Linked DNA regions of Homo sapiens: region 1 is linked to region 2. A link is a contact called in ENCODE Hi-C or POLR2A ChIA-PET data. All regions are on one chromosome and are shown on one strand. Each heading gives the region's core, a stretch centred on a gene start or an enhancer-like site at or near the end of the contact. The rest is flanking DNA. Distances are from core to core; before and after follow the strand shown.

The links. Hi-C counts contacts between places; a loop is a spot of excess contacts on that map. ChIA-PET counts read pairs that join two places held with the same protein, here RNA polymerase II (POLR2A).
Region 1: a map of sigmoid colon shows a loop between it and region 2 (2.0-fold over the local background). The contact joins the enhancer-like site here to the promoter of ST3GAL5 in region 2. A Hi-C loop is called at or near these places in 1 of 168 maps with a recorded cell type or tissue (sigmoid colon). POLR2A ChIA-PET finds 5 or more read pairs at or near these places in 7 of 52 experiments (A549, BJ, Caco-2 and 4 more).

The regions. Positions count from the first base shown.
Region 1 is chr2:85,970,898-85,978,105 of GRCh38, forward strand. No RefSeq gene overlaps it. Among named protein-coding and RNA genes, the nearest start is that of ST3GAL5-AS1, 85 kb to the left of the region's middle. Within about 2 kb of position 5,419, at least 3 of the 41 ENCODE cell types and tissues checked have a DNase peak (open chromatin) inside an H3K27ac peak, as active enhancers do.
Region 2 is chr2:85,887,115-85,893,434 of GRCh38, forward strand. It overlaps ST3GAL5 (ST3 beta-galactoside alpha-2,3-sialyltransferase 5), which reads right to left and starts at 1,876. Exons shown (of 7, transcript NM_003896.4): 1 at 1,710-1,876. The coding sequence starts at 1,791. It overlaps ST3GAL5-AS1 (ST3GAL5 antisense RNA 1), which reads left to right and starts at 2,166. Exons shown (of 3, transcript NR_110569.1): 1 at 2,166-2,689; 2 at 4,062-4,091; 3 at 4,577-5,138. RefSeq lists enhancers at 458-577, 588-717, 1,056-1,556, 1,248-1,327 and silencers at 1,498-1,617, 1,658-2,277.

The DNA.
Region 1 (7,208 bases), core at 4,169-6,668, 87 kb after region 2:
GCCACACAGCAGGAGGCAAGCAGCCTGAGAATGAGCATTACCACCTGAGCTCCACCTACTGTCAAATCAGCAGCAGCATTAGATTCTCATAGGAGTGCGAACCCTATTGTGAACTGCACATGCGAGGGATCCAGGTTGTATGCTCCTTATGAGAATCTAATGCCTGATGATCTGAGGTAGAACAGTTTCATCCTGAAACCAGCCCTCTCACTGCATATATGGAAAAATTGTCTTCCTTGAAACTGGTCCCTGGTGCCAAAAATGTTGGGGACTGCTGCATTAGAGGTTGCTTTAGAACTTCCAGTTGGGGGAAAATACATACATACATACATACATATATATATATATATATATATATATATATATATATATGTATATGTTTGTTATCTTGTATGTTTCATTTGGCTTTTTAATTTTTTTTTCTTTTTTTGAGACCAGGTCATGAGACTGGCTAATTTTTGTATTTTTGGTAGAGATGGGGTTTTTCCATGTTGCTCAGGCTGGTCTTGAACTCCTGGCTTTGAGTTATCCACCCACCTCAGCCTCCCAAAGTGCTGGGATTACAGGCATGAGCTACCATGCCTGGCTGCTGCTTTTTAATTTTTAATTTTATTGTGCAGTGGCCAGACAAGAAGGTTTGTATAACTTATGCTTTTTGAAATGTATTGGAATTCTCCTTGTGGTCAAATACATGACTCATTTTGTAAAAGGACTGTAGATGCTTGAAAGAATGGGTACTTTCTATTTATCCAGTATAATATTCTATTGATATATATATACATTCAATAGATTTCAGAATTCTATTCTGAGGTACACTGAAGCATATGATTAGTATATCTTTTTGGTGGACTACAACTTTTATCAATATGAACTCTCCCTGTTGGCCTTGATGCTTTTTATTTCAAATTGTTGTTTTTGGTGTTAATATTGATACGTCTGTTTTTCTAGCAATTTACCTAGTGTTCGCTGTTTATTATGTAATAAACAACAATTTACCTGTCCTTGAAGCAATTACATAATATTTGATACGCATTTAGGTAGCATATATAGTTCTATACCTTTGTTTTCAAATATCCTGTATAATTTCATTTTAGATATAACTTTTGGCAACAGCAGTGGCTCATTTTTTAAATTTTCTTTACCTAAACTGAAACTCTGTGTCTTGTAATAGGCTAATTTAACCTATTCATGAGTACTGTTATTACATATGCGATTAGATTTATTCCTGTCATGTTATTTTCTGTCTTCTATTTATCATACTTTCTTATTTTCTTTTACTTTTTAATCTTTTCTTCAGGTGATCGTTGTTATTCCATTGTTTTTCCTTTTACGGATTGGCAGTTATATATCCTATTTCTATTCCTCTTGTGGTTATAATTAAATTTTGATGACATGTACTTGAACATAGTTTTCTAAAATGTTTTGAAGTAATCTAGACTATTAACAAACTACAGCCTATGGGCCAAGTTGAAACCAACCAAATAGTCCCATAGACTGTTCTTTTGGATAAACATAGAAATTGACTTTTCTGATCTTAAAGCTTGAAGTTTACATTTGCTTTATCTGAGTTCCTTCCTCAGGAAAAGACCTTCAGGCCTCTCAAGAAAGTAGCAAAGAACTGAAACTCCCCAGATCACCACATTCAGACAATGACATGCCTGACCCCTCATTCATCATGATTGCTTCCTTGCCCCTCCCTGGTTCCTGTTTCTTTACACATCATTACATTTCTTCCCTGCTCTATAAACCCCAGGTTTTAGTTTGTCAGAGAGACGGATTTGAGACTGAGCTCCCACCTCCTTGGCACCCAATTAAAGCCTTCTTCCTTGGCAGTGCTTGTTGTCTCAGTGACTGGCTTTCTGTGCTGTGAGCAGCAGGACCTAGACTGAACCCCTGGTATTTTGGTAACAAAATCCCACCTATTCCACATTTTTGCACAGCCTAGAAGCTAAGAATTTTTTTTTGTATTTGTATTTATTTATTATTGAGACAGGGTCTCACTCTGTCACCCAGGCTAGAGTGCAATGGCACAATCAAGGCTTACGGTAGCCTTGACCTCTGATGCTCAAGAGATCCTCCCACCTCAGCCCCCTGAGTAGCTGGGACTATAGGTACACACCACCATGCCCAGTTAATTTTTGTTTTTGGTTTTTGTTTATTTTTAGGGGGTAGAGACAGTGTTTTGCTATGTTACCCAGGCTGGTCTTGAACTCCTGAGCTCAAGTGATCCTCCCACTTTGTTCTTCCAAAGTGCTGGAATTCCAGGCATGAACCATTGCACTCGGCCTTTATATTTTTAAGTGGTTAAAAAAAATCAAAAGACAAATAACATTTTATGACACATGAAACGTATATAGCATTCAGATTTCAGTGTCCATAAGCAAGGTTTCATTGGAACACAGCCACACTTACTTGTTTCTATATTGTCTTTAGATATATATATAGTTGTTTATATATGTAGCTGCTTTTGTGCTATCATGGGAGAGTTGAGTGGTTGAGACAAAGACTGTATGGCCCACGAAGGCTAAGATATTTGTAATCTGGCCCTTTACTGAATAAGTTTGCTGATCCTTGGTCTAGATGTCTATCCCCACTCCCCATACAAGAGTTACTACAGAGATTAATTCTTTCCAGCCAAGACTCACTCCATATCATTTCTATATTGTATTCGTTTGGGATTTGAGTTCCAGAAACAGAAAATAATCCAAATGTTCATCAACAGGTGAATGGATAAGCAAATTATGTACATCAAGCACAATGGAATGCTACTTTTCAGTAAGAAAAGAATGAACTATTGATACATACAACAACATGAGTAAGTCTGAAAAGCATATGGCTGACTGAAAGAAGCTAAATGTGGAAGGTTACATACTATATTGTAACATTAATGTGACATTCTAGAGAAGGCGAAATTACAGTGACAGAGAGCAGATCAGCGGTTTCCAGGGGCGAGGTGTGAGGGAGAGGTGATTGGCTGCAGAAGAGCATGAGGGAAAGTTTTGGGGTGATGGAAATATGTTATGTCATGGCTCTGGTGGTGGTTGCACAACTGTATCACAACTTTGTTAAAACTCATCCAGAAAAACAAAATTGGTGAATTTCATTGTATGTAAACTATAACTCGATAAAACTAAATTTAAAAACCTGTCCTGGGTAAAACAAATCTTTAATGAAGAACGGGAAGAATCTATGACAGGAAGGGGCTTGAGAGAACACTCTGAGGTGATGGCAATTCTTTGTGTCTTCATGGGGGTTTGCATTGTGCAGGTTTGATGCATTTGACAAAATTCAGCTAACACATATGCAAGATTGGTGCATTTCATTGTATATAAATTTTACATCAAAGAGAATATATCAAATATTGAATTCTAGTTAGTGATCTGTATACTTGAATATTTAGGGGGAAATGTACTGAAGTCACAATTTACTTTGAAATCCATCAAAAATAAGATGGATTAGTGAATGGCTAGATCAATAGATATGTGATAAAGCAAGTAAAGTGTTAGTGGTAAATGTCATGCTAATGGTGGGTGTTCTCTATTAAATTAAAATAAAATCTTTGTTCTGCCTTGTAAGAAGGTTGTGTTGACATTGAATGGTTGTATGCACTCAGCCTGGCAGCTGGATCCAGTCTCTTTAACTATGTCATCTATGAAGAAATAGTGTTGAAACATTTTTGTACAGAGTACATACCTTACTGTGCTCATATTCCCTTCTTTAAATGTCAAGGAAAAGACATGACAGGACCCACCCCACGTACTTGCCTAGTTTGAGCCAGCAGCTCACCTGGACCTTCCTGCTTTCTGACTTGCAGCTGTCTTTGTTGATGATCTATAGAGGCCCCTCCTCTTTAAGCCTGAGGGGTACAAGAGTCTAAGTGGTTCCCTGGGACCTGGTTTACTGACTGCTGGAACCCTGGAGATGGCATGCTGGCAATGAGAGAATCTTACGGAACTCAACTTGGTACCAATGCCCTAGTGAAAAAGTAGTGGAGTCCTTATATATCAGCATTGGAAGGGCACTTAGACACCATTTTACAGATGAGGAAACTGAGGTCCAGATAGGGAAAATGGCTTGCCCTAGTCCACATAGCTTCATGACAGCAGGTTCTACACCCCAGCTCTCCCCACTCTCAGCCCTATTTGGGCTGCAGCCAACCTGACGGTTTTTTGAGGGCACTGGTGGGAGGATCCCTGGGGTTTGTGAGGTGGTAACAGCCACAGTGTGAGTGAGATCTGGATCCCACCTCTGGCCCTGTGACCTTGGACAAGTTATTTAATCTCTAATACTGGGTTTCTTCAGGAGTAATATGAGAAGAACAATATCTTTTTTGTCAGGGTATTGTGAGGTTTCACTGGAACATCATCTGTGGAGCCATTTATGCAATGCCTAGACCTGGTGGGTGCTCACTCTGTGGGCACCACTGTCATTGGTGTGCTCATGAGCGCACTGACCTGAGATTCTGAGAAACCAGATGTTGGCTCTGGTGCTACCCTCACCAGCTGTGACTCTACTCCTCACAAGAATCTTCAAGGTCGTAGTTTTATCCGGGTTTTACAAATAAGGAAACTGATATGCGTGTCCAACCTCAAATCTTCAAATCTGGATCAAACGCAAATATTGTTTCTAGTCATTCTCTTGGCAGGAATGGTCTCAGCACAATCACCAGTAGGCAAAGTTTATTTTAGTGCTTCCTTCTTCTCTTTCCAATCTTCTGTCCTTCTCTCCCCACCAAGTGAGTGGGAGGAAGAGAAAGTTGGGGACCGTTTGATGTTCCTGGGTGTTAGTAACACTCGAGGGAGCCACACTTCCCAGGGGCCCTCAGGGCAATCTAGAAAGTTCACCACTCTTCCAGCACTGGCAGACAAATCCAGCCAGTGCCTAGAAAAGGTTCATTTGTGACATCCACAAGGCAGGGGCACTCCACACACACTTCGCTGACCATTCGCATCTGCATCATTTGGGAGCTTGTCAAAACTGACAATTCTGCCTCTGCCCCACCCAGACCCACTGAATCAGAGTCTCTGGGGATGGGGCCCAAGAATATGAGTTTTAGGAAGCTCTGTAGGGGATGCTTAGGCACAGTAAAGTTTGAAAAGTACTATTCCAAGGGACCAGTAAGAGGACATAGGAGTGGACCAGTCTCTGTAATTTTGCCATTTTCCAAAAAGAGACCTCTAATCTGTGCTGAAGTTCATTTCCAAGGACTGAGTAGGGCTGAACAGGGTAAATCTCATTTTAAAATAAGTGTTCCCTCATTCCTCTCACAGCCCTCTTCCAACATGTTGTTTTCACCTTCAACAGAATGCCTAAGTGAAAAGGAGGGATGCAGTGTGTTTGGCAGCGTGGAAAAGATCAGAGGGGTGTGAAACGAATTCATATCTGGCATGACCGAGCTCTGTTGGGAGGACCTTGGCAGGGCTTGAAGCAGCCTCAGAAGAGAGGTGGACCCCAGCCAGTGCTTAAAACAAGAAGCCTGTCAGCTGCTGCCATTTTCCTGTGTTATAGGAAGACCACAGACCCAAGTCAGACAGGCCCGGTGTCTAATCCCTGGGACCTTGGATGGTGACTGGGCTCTCTCTGCCAAGGGGATTATGTGTGTTCGAGCACCTGGCACCTAGGAAGCATTCAGCATAGGCTGAAGTAGCCCCTCCTTTGACCCTTGTTGGGAAGGGAAGGCAGTGCCAGACCCATGCCAAGCAGCCTTTCTGGTAGCTGGTCTTTTGGTCACACAGGGAACCCCCAGAAGCCTCGCTTCAAGCCCTCTCCATAGAAAACCCACACAGCCAGGGTTTGCTGTGGCTCTTCTGCCCTGTTGAATGTGTCTCCGTGACCATGTACCCATCTGGAAGACTAAGTGTGTGGCCACCTTCACTAGCAAAGATCACCCTCGCTCCGCCAGGTTCTCTCCTTCCCACTCTCTCTGCACCTCTGCCCTTTGGTCCTTTTCAAGCACTAGCCTCTGTGCCCAGTCTTTGGTGTGGATGTTGGGGCCTTTTTAGCCATTTCTGTCTGCATGACTGGTTAGTGGGCAGGGGGAGTGACGAGTGGGCTGGCAGAAAGTTCCTTTGGATTTCATTAGCCCTCGTGGTGATCAGCATTGAGGTAATGCATCTGCAACATCACGTGTTCAACCTATGAAGAGTAAACTTCCCGCTGGCGTTTCTACTATACCTTGTTATTCAAAAATGGTATATGTCTAGGCCAGGTGCAGTGGCTCACACCTGTAATCCCAGCACTTTGGGAGGCCGAGGTTGGTGGATCACCAGAGGTCAGGAGTTTGAGACAAGCCTCACCAACATGGTGAAATCCTATCTCTACAAAAAAAATTCTGTAAAACTACAAAAATTAGCCGGGCATGGTGGCCAGGCACCAGTAGTCCCAGCTACTTGGGAGGCTGAGGCAGGAGAATTGCCTGAACCTGGGAGGCGGAGGTTGCCGTGAGCCGAGATCATGCCACTGCTCTCTAGCCTGAGCGACAGAGTGAGACTCCGTCTCAAAACCAAAACAAAAACAAAATGGTATCTATCTCCTCCCTAGCCTTGAGTTGCATTGTGAGAGCCTCAGTAGTTCCCACACTCCAGGAAAGGGGGTACAGAAGAGGGAACACCTGCCTCTCCATCATGTTGTTATTGATTGATTAATGTTTCACCTTGGGCATCCTCAAAGCTACCTGAAGAATCTCACTCTGGGTGTTTCTTCTTTTCCTTTTACTTGTACTGATAGGGACCCAGGTTCTCAAATAAGGATTCTATTACGAACACAAGAGCTAAGGGAATGGTGCATGAGGATCCATCCACAACCATCGCCATGTGTCCCATGGCTGAGGCACAGGGCTTGGGGGTAACCTGACCCCACAGGAGGCTATAGAATTAGCCATGCATGTATTCAACAACAACTACCCTAGTGTGCTTTGATCTAAAAACTCATCATGTGTTATCAAAATGCATAGTGGTACAACCCTCAAAGCCAATTCCAGGCCAGATGAGGGCTTTCAGGAGGGAGATAGAGTTAGAGGTGTAAAAGATTAGAGAAGTTTCTACCAACATCGAAGACCCACTCCTCACCCGCTGCTGTCCTCACCTCTGTTTTATTTGCATCTTTCTTTTTTCTTTCTTTCTTTTTCTTTTCTTTTTTTTCCGAGATGGAGTCTCACTCTGTCACCCAGGCTGGAGTGCAGTGGCATGATCTTGGCTCACCGCAACCTC
Region 2 (6,320 bases), core at 626-3,125:
ATTGCCTCCCGAGGCCAACCTGCTAGATAAATTCCCCTCATTGCTGCAAATAGTCCCACAAGGCAAGCAGGGAAGAACTAGAGGAGCAAACCAAAGAACAAAGAGTGTGTTCTTATTCTGCCACGGATATATCCTTAACGTTCATCACCAATCTATTTTGATAACATGCAACAATTTACAATTTATGCCAAAATTATAAGAACTGTCCAAATAGTCGTAAATGTGAGCTCTCAAAATTTCTGCCTGTCAGCCCTCTCTCTTCCATGAGCCCCTTCATGCCTTCCTATCTCACCTGTTTCTTTTCTCGCCTAGACGAAGAAATGCTGATCATAACCCAGAATATCCAAGGGTCATTTCATCTTACAAAAACAGCAGCATCCATATAACAGGCACATGGGTAAAAGACTCAAGACATGCTGGTTATATGCTCTCGCAGTTCGTATGAATCTCTCCTTCTCCAAGTGACAGCTGGAATTCAGGTGCTTCTAGGCTCTGTTACTAGCAATGTTAGACACTCCTCGAAGCTGTCAAGCTCTCAGGATTACACAAGTGAAACCACAACCTGTCCTGACTGTATTCAAGTCTGTGCCCCTTCATGCAGCAGAAATGGATTCCTCTTCCACAGTTTCAGCAGCTGTATCCTTCCGTGGAAAAGGATTAGCAGCCATAAGCCCGGGGGAGGGCAGCTAAACACCAGAGGGCAGGAGATGAGTCTCCTTCCTCTCTGTGACACCCAGCACGGCCCTGCCACGAGGAGCAGGCAACCACTGGTGCCAGATGAAGCGCAGCACATAAAACCATTTTCCCCTTCAAATGAACGATGCCTAATTAAGCAAAAGCCGCATGCATGACTTAAGACATGAGGATATAAAATTCGTCTTCCGAGTCAGCTAGAGATTCTGCAGGATCCTCTACCCTCGTAAACGTATTTTTTTATGATTAGAAAAACCCGGGGCCTGGAAGGGACCTCGGCCATCGGCAGGGTAAGCTTCTCAGGAGAGACCATGAGCCCGAGCCCCACAGGGGGATCAGTGTCTGCCAAGGTCACCAAGCGGGTGTGAGGCAAGGGCAGGGCTCCTCGGGGATGCTCTCGGAAAACCCTGCGTTACTTACACACGCAAGGCGTACAATGAATGCACACCCGCGTCAAGCCACGGCTTACAATTCAGAAGAAATCAAAAGGTCGCCAAAACCTGTCTTCTCCGCAAGGCTGGCTGCAGAGAGGGTGCAGGGAAGGTCACCGGCAAATTTCTACCAGCGGCCCCACATCACGCCTCCCCGATGGATGCAGAGAGAGGTTTCAGGAGCTGCTAGTAACCTTGCAGGGGGTTCCCTAAGCCCATCCCAGGAAAACGAGTTAACTCGGCTCTGCTAACTCCGAAGCTTCCAGCAATGAATTAAATCCCGAGCTGCAGCGGAAAGCGGCGGGGAAAGGGCCACTGCGGCGGGACCCGACACCCGGCGGTCCGCCCCACCCTCTACCGCGTACACACCTGCGTGGGACCCCCCGCCCGGTCCACACGGCCCGGGACCACGACCCTCCGCCCGCGCCCCAGCCGGGCTCGCCTGAGGGTGTCGTGCCCTGGGCGCTGCCCGCGGGGTTCGAGGCGGAAACGCCGCGCCCAGCCGGCCCGGGAAGAGACAAGTCGCCGCCGCAGCCCCCAGCCCGCGGGCCCCCGCGACGCCGAGGAGGGGGCTGCGCCACGTACCTCGGCCGGCAGGTGCCGCCGCTGCCTCGGTCCGCGGCTGCAGGGGACGCCGCTCCGCGCAGCCCGCCGCCTTCGTCCGCATACTAATGAGGGGGCGCCGGCCGGCCGCCAGCCCGGTACCCCGCGCCCCCACCCGCCCCCAGCGCCGCTCTCGCGCCCATTCAGCTGGGGGCCGCCGCTCCCCCGCTCAGATGCGGAGGAGGGGCGCGTGGGCGGGGTCTGACGTCACGAGGACGCGGACGGCCAATCGGAGAGCACGATGCCTCCGCGGCGGCCCCCGCCCCCGGGCGCGCGGCCAGTCAGCCCTGCGGTGCGGTGGGCATTGCCAGAGCAGGGCGCCCCCTGCAGGGACGCACCCGGGGCGGGGGCCAGGCTGGGGCGAGCCCCCCTTGGTTCTGGAGAGGAAATGACATACAGTTTGTGAAAGCATAAATATTCGTGAAAATAAGAAAATTCAGGAAGGAAACAAAGCTTAAGGCAGTGATTGATAGGTTATTTCTTGGACACAGCTGAACGTATACTGTGCGCCTGCAACTTTCCGGTGGTTTCGGACCGGACTTCAGTGAAGCCAGTGAAGTCGGTCGACTTGCAGAACTTCCTTTCAGAGGGGCGTACACAGCACCGCGGCCGTGTGCCTGTGATCTCCTTCTGAGTTTGAAAAAGAAGATCCTAGACACCGAGCCAAATATGTTTGCATAAACCGGGAGACTTGTGGCTCTATTTTGTAACAGCTTGGCGCAGGGCAGCTGGTTTGGAGATGTCTCTGTTCTTCCCTTGGTGGGGGTGCCGGAAAAAATGTGCTGCCTGGGCGATCGAGGTTGGGGCAAAAGCGTTGCAAAGGAAAAGGTGGGAGGACTCTACTTTCACATTTCCCAAAAGAGTTTTACCATAAGACTATTTCTGGATTGTTCTAACGTGAGGATATTGGGAGCATTTTGAAAATACTGGAGGAAAAGCTGTCACTGGGCGATTTAAATCCGGTAAGTTGGCCAAGGCAGAGCAGCTGCTGGGGTCAGCGACAGCTGACCCTTGCAGCTGAGTATCTTGCCCTCTTAATCTTGGAGATCAGCCCAAGGCCCATGTGTTACAGGAAAGGGGTCCCGATCTAGACCCCAAGAGAGGGTTCTTCGATCTCACGCAAGAAACAATTCAGAGTAAGTCCACAGTGCAAAGTAAAAGCAAGTTTATTAAGAAAGTAAAGTGGTGGCTGGGCACAGTGGCTCACGCGTAATCCCAGCACTTTGGGAGGCTGAGACGGACAGATCACCTGATGTCAGGAGTTCAAGACCAGCTGGCCAACATGGCAAAACCCCGTCTCTACTAGAAATACAAATATTGGCCGGGCGTGGTGGCGCAAGCCTGTTGTCTCAGCTACTCACGGGGCTGAGGCAGGAGAATCGCTTGAACCCGGGAGGCAGAGGCTACAGTGAGCCGAGATCGCCACTGCACTCCAGCAGGGCATTCCTGAAAATAAGAGGAGGGACATATCCAACTAAGGTACAATGCTTGTAATGCTTGTATATATGGGCAGATGTCTTCTGCTACAAGGGTTTGTGATAAAGGATTAATTTTCCCTAATTACTATATTTTGCAATAATCAATATTATTATTTTTAAAGCAAAATTAGGAATGCCTTTGTTCTCCAGATATCGGGATATCTGGACTCTCTCAAGTCTGGGTCTGTTTAGTAAGCATTATTAATTTGTTCTCTTAACCATAAACACCTAGAGGCTAGGAATGCCTAGCTTTCAGGAAATGCAGCCTAGCAAGTCCCAGCCTCATTTTTCTAGCCCTCACTCAAAATGGAGGCGCTCTGGTTTGAACACTTCTGACACATGTGCTTGATGCAACACTCTTTACCTCTCTTTGTCTCCCCTGTCCTTCCCCTTCTCTTCCAGATTCCCCTTGTCGGCAAAGCCAGGCGCTGATAGCGTTATGGCTGCCATGAGAGTCAGCAGTATCCCAGCTTCCAAGGATGGGTGTAAGGTGGGGGTGAGGAAGAAAAGGAACTTGAAGCTGCCTCCTGTCCCAGAATCACAAGACATCTGTTAAGCCCTTACTACCTCATTCACTCCACTCACATTAGGTTGACCCACTTGGGCAGCAAGACAAGCAGGCCTGCAAACTTCCTTTTCTTCATCAGCCACAGAGACATCCTCAGCTATTATTCTGGATTAAGGCAGAGATCTCCAAACAGCAGACTAAGATCAGCCTCTAGATCTCAAAGCCTTACTGTTATCTCTCCAAGTCAGTGGCTGATCTCAGAGAAGCTTCTGAATAGTGACTAGCAAAGAGTCACTCAGGCTACTTACAAATCCAGGACAGCAGCGTTTTTTTTTTTTTCTTTTTTAGAGACAGATTCACTCTGTCATCCAAGCTGGAGTGCAGTGGCACGATCTTGGCTCACTGCAACCTCCACCTCCTGGGCTCAAGCAATCCTCCTACCTCAGCCTCCCAAGTAGCTGGAACTACAGGTACCCAACACCATGCCAGGCTAATTTCTAATTTTTTGTAGAGACAGCAGTCTCCCTCTGTTGCCCAGGCTGGCCTCAAACTCCTAGGCTCAAGTGTTCCTCCTGCCTGGGCCTCCCAAAGTGCTGGGATCACAGATGTGAGCCACTGCATGCAGCCAAAACCAGTTATTTTTTGGCTGGGCATGGTGGCTCGCACCTGTGATCCCAGCACTTTGGGAAGCCGAGGTGGGCAGATTACTTGAGGTCAGGAGTTTGAGACCAGCCTGGACAACATGGTGAAACCCTGTCTCTGCTAAAAGTACAAAAAATTAGCTGGGCATGGTGGCATGTGCCTGTAATCCCAGCTACTCAGGAGGCTGAGGCAGGAAAATTGCTTGAACCCAGGAGGCAGAGGTTGCAGTGAGCCGAGATCACGCTAGTGCACTCTAGCCTGGGTGACAGAGCGAAACTCTGTCTAAAAAAAAGAAGTTATTTTTTATCAATATATATTAACATGCAATGGATTTATTATTATTATTATTTTATTTATTTATTTTTTACTTGAGACAGAGTCTTGCTCTGCCACCCAGGCTGGAGTGCAATGGTACAATCATGGCTCACTGCAACCTCCACCTCCCAGGTTCAGGTGATTCTCCTGCCTTAGCCTCCAGAAGTAGCTGGGATTACAGGCACGTACCACCATGCCCAGCTAATATTTGTATTTTTAGTACAGATGGGGTTTCACCATGTTGGCCAGGCTGGTCAAGAACTCCGGACCTCAGGTGATCCACCCTCCTCAGCCTCCCAAAGTGCTGGGATTATAGGTGTGAACCACAATGCCCAGCCAGATTTATTATTTTAATGACTTAATAAATATTTTAAAATTTAAATATTTAAATTAAATTAAATATTTAAAAATTTCTCAGTTTTAATTTTTAATTTGGCAAATATCAAGAGAAAGACCATGTCAAAAAGATTCTTTGGGATCCTCAGTAATTTCTAGGTGTGTAAATTGATCCTGAGACCAGAGTTTGAGACTTACTGGTCTCAGCCACCCAGATAGCCCCATTGCCCCATCCTCCTTGCCACTAGGAATGGTTCATGGGTAGCCACAGGAACCACACTGATCCAATCAGAGGAAGTCTCAGGAATTTATTGGATGCTGGGGGAGAGATGCTTTCATGTTCTGCTAGACAAGAACTAGGCAGTAAGTAGCCTCAGAAGCTGTTGGTAAGACAGACATCTTGGACTACAAGAAGAGCTTATTTTAGGAAGAAAGTAATGCTGTGGGAAGCAGAAGACCACGGTTAGAAAGAAACCATTTCCTTTATGACATTTTTGAGTCACTAAATCAAACCAGTCCTGAAGTCCATCTTGCCTCCGTACATTTCACCTGTATGAGATAGTAAGTTCCTCTGTGGTTTCAACTAGCCAACCCCAGATGCCCCAACTGATTCGCTATGTACCTACTTATGCAACACAAGTTGCAATGATGAAATGAGGCTGGAAGGCAGAGAAGGGTCCAGGAGGAAAGTACCTAGCTCAGGCAAATGGGATCTTCAGCGGCATATGATCGTAAGCAGCAAGATTATAGCAGATTTTTACTTCTTATTTTTATTTTTGCTTTTCTGTATTTCCCATATTGGTCAACATGCATATGTATTGCTTTTACACTGAGGAAAAATTAGAACCTATATTATTACTTTTTTTGATAGTGCAATGACTGGCAGCGCAATATTAGAGAACAGGTTGGGGAATGGGATATGGCAATAGAACTCTTAGGCTAGAACTGCTAGCAGGGAAGAAAGAAGATTTGCAAGGGATGCAGATGGGCCCCAAAACCAAACTTACTTTCATTTACAGCTTTGCCAAGAGCCAACCTCAGAGATTCCAGGGGATGAACAAGAATCCCCAAAGGTTAAGAAATCATTAATTATGCCTCAGTCTAATTGGCTGGAATATTTGCAGGGAGAAAAATGTGGCCAACGTGAAGATCATATGTCAATACTGGAAAAGACTTAGGATATAATATTAAGTGAAAAAAATTAAAAAGGCAACACATCGTATGCAAACATCTATCATGTGGCCAAAAACTGGAAGAGAACTTGGAAAAAGAAAATAGTTGTGTTAGGGTGGTGGGATCACAAGTAATCTTTCT